2 separate regions of the Mus musculus genome follow, and region 2 is linked to region 1. The links are chromatin loops, found by intact Hi-C in ENCODE. Cell type or tissue: gastrocnemius. All regions are shown on one strand. Links, peaks and the distances in the headings refer to the core of each region. The heading gives the core; the rest is flanking DNA. Region 1 has its middle 12 kb from the start of Gm9564. Region 2 overlaps Mon1b (MON1 homolog B, secretory traffciking associated).

Region 1 (5,380 bases), core at 295-5,294:
CACACAACCTCACAGACCATTACCCGATGCAGCAGCGAGGCTAGGCATGGCGTGGCATACCTATGGTCCCTCCCACCAGGGAGGCAGTGGTTGGAGGATCTCAAGTTCAAACCTAGGCTAGGCTACATGGTGAGACTGTCAGAGAACAGAGGGAACTCTGCATCCAGTGTGCAGTTTCTTGGTGCCTGTCATTGTCCACTCCCTATATCTTATTTTTAATTAGACTTCTCTTGGAAGACTGAGATGTTTTCATTTTCAGTATGAAAATGTTGTGTCCCAAGAGAAAGAAAATGGAAACAGGCTGATAAGATGGCTCAGCAGGTGAGTGTGCTTGCCATGAAACCTGATGGCCTGAGTTTTTTTTTTTTAAATATAGATTAAAAAAAAAGATTTAATTATTGTATATGGGTACACTGTCGCAGTTTCAGACACACCAGAAGAGGGCATCAGATCCCATTACAGATGGCTGTGAGCCACCATGTGGTTACTGGGAATTGAACTCAGGACCTCTGGAAGAGCAGTCAGTGCTCTTAACTGCTGAGCCATCTCTCCGGACCCAACACTCTGAGTCTAACCCCTGGGACTCACATGGTGAAGTCAAAGAACCAAACCCAAGTTGTCCTCTGACCTCCACACATGCCCCCCAGCATCTGTGTACCCCATATTCCAAATAAATATTAGGAAGAAAAAATGAAAATGGCAAATGTAAGAAATGGTGTAAGCCGGGCAGTGGTGGCACATGCCTTTAATCCCAGCACTTGGGAGGAAGAGGCAGAGGCAGGTGGATTTCTGAGTTCGAGGCCAGCCTGGTCTACAGAGTGAGTTCTAGGACAGCCAGGGCTACAAAAAGATATCCTGTCTCAAAAAAGGAAAATGGTGTAAAATGAGGAAGCCAAATGACCTAAACTATTCCATATTAAGATTTTGCCTGAAGTTCTCTCTCTAGTAGCCAAATGTTGCCACTAACATTTATTTATATTTGTACCTTTTAAAGGCCCCTCTCTCCGGCTGGAGGGCTGGCTCAGTGGTTAAGAGTGCTTACTGCTCTCATAGGTTCAGTTCCCAACACTCATATTAGACAGCTCACAACTGCCTGTAACTCCTGTTCCAGGGGATCCAACTCACACACACACACACACAAACACACACACACACAAATAAATAAATAAATAAAATTATTAAATTCCCGTCTCCTTTTTGAATAAGTGAAAGAAAATCAAGTGACCGAATCATGGCAGATCAGTCGTCAAAGGCTGAGCTACCGGATGCGTTTGACGAGCTGAGGACCTGCCAAAGCGTCAAAGACTCACCGGCACCAATTTCTGAAGAAAGAAGATGAGCTAGGTTGGAGCCAGGCGGTTGCTGACTGGGGAAAGCAGAGGTGGGCAGGGTTAGAATCCAAGCGGACAGAGGCAGTAAGCCCTCTAGAAGAAACTTTTCCAAGGCTACAATTTAGAGGGGCGACCCCCTGATATACAGAGATGGAACAGCTTTTGATGTTCAGGGAGATAAACACTTAGAGGTGACTAAAGAAACTAAATGACCAGCTTGGCGTGGTGGCACACGCCTTTAATCCCAGCACTCAGGAGGTAGAGGCAGGTGGATTTCTGAGTTCGAGGCCAGCCTGGTCTACAAAGTGAGTTCCAGGACAGCCAGGGCTACACAAAGAAACCCTGTCTCAAAAAACAAAACAAAACAAAACAAAACAACCCCCCCAAAAACAAAAAACAAACAAACAAAAAAAGAAACTAAATGACCAAATGGAAGATTTAAGCAGAATTTTTATTCCAGTAGTTAGAATTTAAAAAAACATCACTTTTCTTGTGTGTGTGTATACATTTTAGTGTTTGTGTATGTGTATATATTTGTCTTTGTGTGTACACTGTGTGAGTGAGTGTGTACAGACACAACCTAGGGCACACTGTGATGGTCAAAAAAATAACTTACATCTTGTGGATTTTGAGGAATGGTCGCAGGTTCGGTGGCAAGTGCCTTTAGCCACTGGCTGAACCATCTTGTCGTCGGCCCAGTAGTTGAAATTTTTATTCAGTCTCTCATGGAAAGGATTCAATTCAAATCTTGTAGAATTTAAATGAGTAGTAAGAAAACATTAAAGTGTTCAATGAATCTAACAACTGGTCAGTGCAGTGGAAAGGAGCAAATTAACAATGTTTATATATATGCGTATGCAAATATACACACATGCAGATTAATATAACACACACATATATGTATGTGTGTATATATATATATATATATATATATATATATATATATATATATATATATATATATATTCAGGAGACAGAGGCAGGTGACTCTCTGAGTTCAAGGCCAGCCTGGTTTACGTTGTGGGTCCCAGGAAGGACATTAGTAATGGGATCTCAGGGTAGGTGTCAGTCAGTTACACAAGAGTATAGTGATAGCCATTTAATAAAGAAGACACACACTGTTATTAAATGTAGCATGGGCCAGCTGCTTTCCAGTCATCCCTGTGCCCCCCCACCCCCAGCCAAATGGAAGAAGCAAGACATTTGTAGCCCCATTTCCAACCCTGAGGTGAACTGGTTCTCCTTGGTAAGACAAATTCCCCCAAATGCCTCCAAATGGAGGCAAGAAGGATGAAGAGAAGGCAGACACACGCAGGGAACGTATAGCCTGGATATGTATTGTCTGTGACGTGCTTCCCCTAAAACTGTTAGTCTCTTAATATAGAACATTGTTCACAAGTACTTTTAACAAACACTACAGGAAATGACATGTAAATCTGTGTCGGCTCTGTTTAGATTTACAGGACATAGGTTTTCAGGGAAAGAGGAAGATATTAGTTCTAGCTTCTAACCAATGTCCAGTTCCCATGGGATAGTATTATAGACGCAGCTGGAAAGAAGCTGATTGTAACTCGCCCTGTCTAACTTAGAACAGTGCTGTTCAATGTCTAACTGTAGAGAGTCACCCATTAAACTACACACGCATATTACAGAAGCTCTGCACACACACACACACACACAAACCTTAAAAAAAAAAGAATTATTTATTTTACGAGTATAGCTGTCTTCAGACACACCAGAAGAGGGCTCTCAGATCCTGTGACAGATGTTTGTGAGCCACCATGTTGTTGCTGGGAATTGAGCTCGGGACCTCTGGGAAACAACCAGTGCTCTTAACCGCTGAGCCATCTTTCTGACCTGAAATACTTCTTTTAAAAGGCTTATTTTGTTTTCTTATATGAGTGTCTGTGCACATGTGTATGCAGTACCCATCCAGGCCAGAAGAGGGCATCAGAGCCCCTGGGGCTAGAGTTAACAGGTACTGGTGAATTAAATACGGTGAGTGCAGCGCAGGGGAACTGAACTCTGGAAGAACAGCAGGTGCTCTTAACACTGGGTCACCTATGCAGTCTGCTCGCCCTCCCTCCCTCCCTCCCTCCCTCCCTCCCTCCCTCCCTCCCTCCCTCCCTCCCTCCCCTCCTCCTCCTCCTCCTCCTCCTCTCCTTCTTCCTTTCATTGAGACAGGGTTTCATGTAAACAGGATGCCTTTGAACTTAATTTATAGCTGAGGTTGGGCTTGTATTACTGATCTTCCTGCATCTATCTCCCTGGTGCTGGGATATAGGTGTGTGTACTCTTCTAGGCCTATTTAGTTCTCAGAATCACACCAGGGCTTCATGAGTGCTAGGCAAGTACTCTACCAACCAAGTGACACATACAGTCCCCTTTCATTTATTTATTTATTTATTTCTGAGATACACTGCTCTGCCTGGCCAAGATTTTAATTTTAAAAACTAGCTCTCTCTCTCTCTCTCTCTCCCTCTCTCTCTCTCTCTCTCTCTCTCTCTGAGTCATATATATTTTGTCTGTCTTCCCCCAGCCCCTGGTGTAATTGAAGCTTGGATCTCCTTACTCAGTAGGCCAGAAGCTAATCTAGTTCCCAGTGTTTGTAACCAGAAGTCTGGGTTGCATGACCGCGTTCTGAAGATGGCCACTAGGTGGCACTGTTGCACAACTGAGAAAAGCGTTACTGGGTTAGAGACACTGTACGCGAGATGATATATTTAGTCTTGGTTTGGGTACCCAGGTCTGTTTCGCTGAGCTCCATTTTATTGCTATGTCTGTGGAATTGTAACGTCAGTGCAAGATTTATTAAGATATTTTGCCTAAAATAATATACACTGTAGATAGAAATGATTTATGACTTACTCTTCATTAGGTTTTAGTAGTAGAAATGATACAGTTGCCAGGGAAAATTCCAACCTCCAGAGAGATTGAAACATATTTACAAGGACACTGGTTTGCTACTTAAGACCAACCCAAGGAAGAAGGAGAAATACCTGATAAGTGTCCAGTCCCTTGGGCTGGCCAGAACGCTCAGCGGGTAAAAGCGCTTTCGGTGGTGAGTTGGCAACCTGAGTTCCCCACCCCAGGGCAGAATAAAGAATGGACTCCACAGAGTTATTCACCCCGTGCGCGTCATATATATATATATATATATATACACACACACACATACACACACACACACATACATATGTATATGTGTATATGTATGTGTATGCGTGTGTGTATGTATATGTATGTATGTATGTATGTATGTATGTATGTATGTATACACACACACAGAGAATTAAAAGTGTTCCTTGTTCCAAGTGGGTTCTTGTCCTCATGGGGAGATATGAGTGGGCCCCTAATGACAACCGTCTAGGGGAATCTGGAAGCTGCTGTGAGTAGATAACCACAGAGCAAGATTTGAGGATGTTTTCTACTCAGGAAAACAGGTGGATAGCTACCTTTTTCTACACTGGATCTTAGCCCAAACACAAAGCAGCAGTGGCTGTCCTCTCCTAAGGATGCATGTGTCACATCGAAGGAGTCAGGGACTTCATGCCATGTGGTTATATGCAACTGGGGGCCCAGCTATGTATGGCAGAGGGTTGTTTGAGCCCTCACGCTTAAAATATAAGTCTGTCACTGTATGTATGTATGTATGTATGTATGTATGTATCTATTGATGTATCTATTGATATATCTATCTTTGATGTATCTACCAATGTATTTAAGTATGTATGTAAGTATGTATGTACGTATGTATCTATCAATCTATCTATTTATCTATTGATCATTTACCTATCATTTATATCTATCTATCGATGTATTTATCAATGTATCTATCAATCATCTACCTATCATATCTATCTATCTATCTATCTATCTATCTATCTATCTATCTATCTATCATCTATCTATCTATCTATCTATTATCTATCTATCTATCTATCTATCTATCTATCTATCTATCTATTATTTTAGCAGACTGCAATGAAGGAACTGGGTTGGTTCATGTTCTCGCAGGGGCCTCAGTACAGTGGCCTCACTGGGTTTTG
Region 2 (5,380 bases), core at 297-5,296, 1.6 Mb after region 1:
AGATGGGGTTGCAAATGGATGATTGTCCTTGGGTGAGTCAGTAGACATCAGAGGCGGTGGGAAGAAAGCAAGGGGCTTCATTATGGGATTTAAAGTGATAACTCTGGGCGGAAAACTGTGGGAACCGTGAAAACCTTGTGGGTTAGTGATTGTTAATGGTGGCCATTGGTGGAGTGGGGGCCCAGACCTGGAGGAAAATAAGAACTGTCATGTAAAGGTTATTGAAGACTAAGGTGTCTGGGATGCTCATGGATGCTCTTATGTGTTTGCTTGGGTGTTAATGTAGCAGCAGAGGGAATTGGGGGGGGGGGGTGGCTGAAGGCTAGGAGTCCTGTCGATCTGGGTGTCAGTGGCGGCTGTCATGGGAAAAATAAGGACCACCACTGGGAGTCTGGTTAGCCTGGAGAGTCACCGGGCATCAGCAGGCATCAGTGGATGTGGGTGCGGGTAGAAAAGGGTTAGGGGAGTCAGTGGGGGCACTTTAATGGTGGTCACCGGGGGGTAAGTACACGTGAGAGGGATAAAGAAGGCGTCAGAGGAGTTAAGGAAGAGCCTCTGTAAATAAGGAGGCCAGTAGTCATGCAGAGAGCAGGCGGGTGCCTTGAAGGCCTGGGAAGGCAGTGTCTGAAGGGAATAATGGAGGGGCCAATGAAGGACAGTGAGGACATGTTGGGTTGTGTTTTAGGGTGAGGCTCATTGGCACCTTAGTGTTGGTGGACATTGTCAGCCATGTTCACTGAACAGCTAGGAAGATGTGTGTGTCAGTGTGTGTGTGTGTGTGTGTAGGGGGGGTCACTGGGGGTGGGGGTGAGTGGGCTGGTAAGGATTTGGTAGATTGTGGAGAATGTAAGGTTAGTGGGAGATGAGCCACTCAAGGCTCCCTTTCAGGATCCAAGGACCAGCCATCCAGCCTCCTATCACCTCTGCCTCAGACTGAGGCTGCATCAAGCACCTGTGAGCACTGGGAAACTGCAGCAGCCTCAGACAGCAGCCCCCCCGGAGAACCTGAGAGTAACTCTGAGGGTCAGGGAGAAGACCCCGACGATGGGGGGGACCCCAGTGACGAGGACTGGCGCAGCCAGCGGAAGCACGTGTTCGTGCTGAGTGAGGCAGGCAAGCCCATCTACTCACGGTACGGTAGCGTGGAGGCACTGTCGGCCACCATGGGGGTGATGACAGCCCTGGTGTCCTTTGTGCAGAGTGCAGGAGACGCCATCCGTGCCATCTATGCTGGTGAGTGACGAGGAAAGGGCTCAAGAGTGGTGGGCTGGTGGCCGGGAATATGGATGGCTGGGGGTTAGAGCCATGGGTACACCTACCCACCCACCAGAAGTGAGTCAGTGGGTCAGGGTAACTGTCTGGAGGTCCTTCACATTGTCTGGGAGTGAGGAGGTGGACTGGATGACCTGGCTATGTCTGAATCCATGTTTGTCTCACCATCCCAGCACCCGACCCCGTGCTGTGTCTAAGTTACCAGATACCTCCACAGCCAACATATCCCCACAAGTGTCCCAATAACCCCAGCTTGTCCTCGCCCTAATTTAGGTGCTGGCAGAGTAAGAGCGCAGGCTCGGTCAGGCCAGGCGCTGTATGTGTTGGAGAGGGTTTGGGAAAGGCGTCCTTTCTGACCCCTTGGCTCATTCCTGGTCTGTGTCCACCCTCTCCACTCTTCCTTCCCCCAGAGGATCACAAGCTGGTGTTCCTGCAGCAGGGTCCACTCCTGCTCGTGGCTGTGTCCCGGACTCCACAGTCTGCAGCACAGCTACGAGGTGAACTGCTTGCTGTACACGCCCAAATTGTGAGCACACTAACGCGTGCAAGCGTGGCCCGCATCTTCGCACATAAGCAGAACTATGACCTCCGTCGCCTGTTGGCCGGCTCAGAGCGCACACTGGACCGGCTCTTGGACAGTGTGGAGCAAGACCCGGGCGCCCTGCTCCTGGGCGCTGTGCGCTGTGTGCCTCTGGCCCGTCCACTGCGGGATGCCCTGGGCACACTACTGCGGCGCTGTACAGCCCCAGGCCTGGCCTTGTCAGTGCTGGCTGTTGGCGGTCGACTGATAACCGTGGCCCAGGAGAGGAATGTGCTGGCGGAGTGCCGGCTGGACCCTGCTGATCTACAGTTGCTGCTTGACTGGGTGGGTGCACCAGCCTTCGCGGCAGGTGAAGCATGGGCACCTGTGTGCCTGCCTCGCTTTAACCCAGATGGTTTCTTCTATGCCTATGTGGCCCGCCTGGATTCCATGCCCGTCTGCCTGCTGCTGCTTGGTACCAACCGTGAAGCCTTCCATGCCATGGCCGCCTGCCGGCGCTTAGTTGAAGATGGGATGCACAACCTTGGTGCCCTGCGTACTCTTGGGGAGGCTGCCAACTTCTCTAATGGCCCAGCAGCCAGTGCCCCAGCCTACAGTGTGCAGGCTGTGGGAGCCCCTGGCCTCCGGCATTTTCTCTATAAGCCACTGGATATCCCTGAACAACACCGCCAGCTGCCACAGTTTACCAGGTGGGCCCTGACCCCAAGTTGATTGAAGATATGTCTGACCAAGACAGTCAGCATCTTCTTCACAGGAGTTAGGAGAGATAGTGAGGCCATGCTCTAGAAATGGGGAGCAGACAGTTCTCTGATGGCAGAGGCTTGAGCACCAACCTACAGGAGTCCCCCTGTTGTGGGAGAAAGGCTCTCCTTTCCAGTTTAATGGAGGCAGCTTGTCTTACAACCACGAGATACCCTCAAGTCTAATGGGAGAAGCTGAGCCCCATAACTTAATCACAGTCCCTAGCCTGAGAGGGGAGGCAGGCTCTGACTCACCATGCCACTGCCTCCCTCTGTTGCAGTCCCGAGCTAGAGGCCCCATACAGCAGAGAGGAAGAGCGACAGCGACTGTCAGACTTGTATCACCGCCTGCATGCTCGCCTCCACAGCACCTCCCGGCCCCTGCGCCTCATTTACCACGTGGCTGAGAAAGAGACGCTGCTGGCTTGGGTGAGTTGATCAGCTTGTCAGTCAGTCAGTCAGTCAGTTCCCTCCTGCAAGCCTGCTCTCCCTGTCATGATCCCTTCTAGCCTTAGCACCCTCCATGGGCATGCTGGACTGTGCACAGGTTTTGCCTGTATCTGCATCACTGACCCCGTGGGCACCTGTGTTTTGAATTACCGAAGAAGTTCTCACTGACTTCAGCTCTCCCTTAGCCCTGCCATTTCCTTGCTGTCCCCCATTAGCAAGCAGGCCCGGGTCTTTGACTTTCAAGGACCCCATCTCCACTGCCTCTGTGCTTGCTAGTTCCTGCTACCAGTGTAGAGGCCCCAGCTCTCCTCAACCATTGCAGCAGGGTCAGGACTGCTCTGTGCCCTCTACCTGGAGTGACTGTCCTGTGAGTCTGTTAAAGATCAGCTACTGAGGGAGGCTGATGGCCAGGAAGGCAGTCCCACAAGGAGTGAGACCTCCCCCAACAGGCCCATTAAATAATAGTGAATATTAATATGGATCCAGTGTTGTTGTAGGCTAGGATGATTGTTTTCATTTTTAAGTCATCTTGGAGTTGGAAGTGGCAAAGCCAGTATAAAGCATCACCACAGAGGGGCCATTCCCTCAGGCACTCGTGTTCCCTGGTCTCATTTGTTCTGGAATGCTTCCACGGGCTTTGTTGACTTGTGGTCCTGGCACTGTCAAAGGACATCAGTCTATAAACTTGCTGGTAGAGTGCCCCTGACTCAGCTCTCTCATGCTCCAGCATGGTCACGGTGAGAGGCCATGCAGTAAGTGCACTGTTTGAAGGGCCCTTGACACCAGCTCGGCTCTCTCAGGGAAGGTGGAGCTGGCCACACGTGAACGATAGTATTTCCCCTTTGTAACTAGCATGCACCCGTGGCACCCATGGCCCGTGTAGTTGTGGGCTTTAGCAGTATACGCCCTCCTTCATTTTAACATGCCTCTATGACTTGAACTTGTAGCAATTACCAGGTATTTGCTTGGTGATCACTTTTCTAACCACTCCACTTTTTACATTTATAGTTGGGACTCTACATAATAACAGTCTTCTTGTTGGATGTTTTTTAAATTTTGAAATTACATTTATTTATTATTTAATGTGTATGCATATACATGTGTGTTGAGTGTAGAGGTCAGTGGACAGCTTGTGAGAATCCATACTCCCCTAGCTGATTGTCAGACTTCTGTGGCAAGTGCCCCTAATTCCACTGAGCCATCTCACTGGCCCAGAAGTTTATATTTTATATAAATGTGGCCTCTTGAGATTGTACTTGATTTCAGCAGTGTGAAATATTTTTCTAGCATTTTCTGCAGCTTTTTGGGACTTAGCCTGTGGACTTCCTGATTTAGGTAGCTTGGGCCCTATCTCCCATTGGCACATCTCTGTCACATACAAGTACGGCTTACTTGACATACTACTTCCCTCCCGGACTCAGCCATTTTGCCAAGGAATACTTCTATCTTTTTCTAAGGAACTCCAAGGTTTTAGATCAAGTGGTCGGGAGAAGGCTTGCTGAAAAGATGGCTTCCAAGTGGAGAGGTCCCTAGAGGAGGTACTGCCTATGCACAGGGGAAAGCCGAGATGTGAGGCAAGGCTGAGCAGGGCTGGATTGAAGGAACAGCAGAAAAGAGGCCAATGTTGCTGGGGTAGAAAGAGAACACTGGGCAGAGTGGTGGGAAGTGGCACACAGAAGGTCCTAGAGACCTCGAGGCCAGGCCGCAGGTTGGTGTGAGAATCACTTTGAATCTTAAGCTCTGCAAGGCTGAGATGATACCACAGGGGCAGGAGCAAGGACAGTCGAGGATGTTATGATTGCTCCTCAATACCGGGTATTGCTGTTATGTTATCTCTAATCTGTAGATAAGCCAACGGAGAATACACAGAGTCAGAATCACCTAGCTGAAGCTGCTGATCCAGCTGGCCTCTTGTCTGCCCTTGACAGGATGAATACCAGATTGCCCAGCCAGCCATATCCGTTTGCTGTTGAGCATGTCTCCCAAGCTTCAGAAGCACACAGGCTTGGGCTGGGAACACAGAATCATTCATGACTCACTCTAGTCCATCTGACTCTCTCCTCCCTCTCCCCAGGTGACTTCCAAGTTTGAGCTCTATACTTGCCTCAGCCCCCTGGTAACCAAGGCTGGTGCCATCTTAGTAGTGACGAAGCTCTTGCGCTGGGTAAGGAAGGAAGAGGACCGGCTTTTCATCCGTTACCCACCCAAATACTCCACACCCCCATCCACCTCGGCGGACCAGGCCCCCAACAATGGCTTGTTCACAGGACTCTGAACAACTGCTGGAGTGACCACATTTGGCTTTAAATACTGTGTCTACTCTGGAAATGTGGGTAGAGGTCTGTGCAGAGCTGGTCCCCGTCTCCCTGGGCAGGTG

The links. A loop is a pair of places that touch in the nucleus more often than their neighbours do. Peaks named below come from ENCODE experiments on the same cell type or tissue, not always from the same donor. Only the 100,000 strongest peaks of a DNase experiment are listed, where the experiment ranks them.
Region 2: a loop joins it to region 1, with 8 times the contacts of the local background. A loop is called at or near these places in 25 of 42 quality-filtered maps.

What each region holds. Positions count from the first base shown.
Region 1 is chr8:112,042,100-112,047,479 of GRCm38, forward strand. No RefSeq gene overlaps it. Among named protein-coding and RNA genes, the nearest start is that of Gm9564, 12 kb to the left of the region's middle. In gastrocnemius, for the core only: CTCF peaks have their summits at 3,269 (motif pointing right) and 3,988 (motif pointing right); DNase peaks (open chromatin) are centred at 3,285 and 3,989.
Region 2 is chr8:113,636,853-113,642,232 of GRCm38, forward strand. It overlaps Mon1b (MON1 homolog B, secretory traffciking associated), which reads left to right. Exons shown (of 5, transcript NM_173015.3): 2 at 889-1,233; 3 at 1,683-2,502; 4 at 2,835-2,982; 5 at 5,078-5,380. The coding sequence ends at 5,278. Among named protein-coding and RNA genes, the nearest start is that of Syce1l, 3.7 kb to the right of the region's middle. In gastrocnemius, for the core only: no CTCF peak of the experiment used is centred there; DNase peaks (open chromatin) are centred at 1,073, 2,070 and 2,309.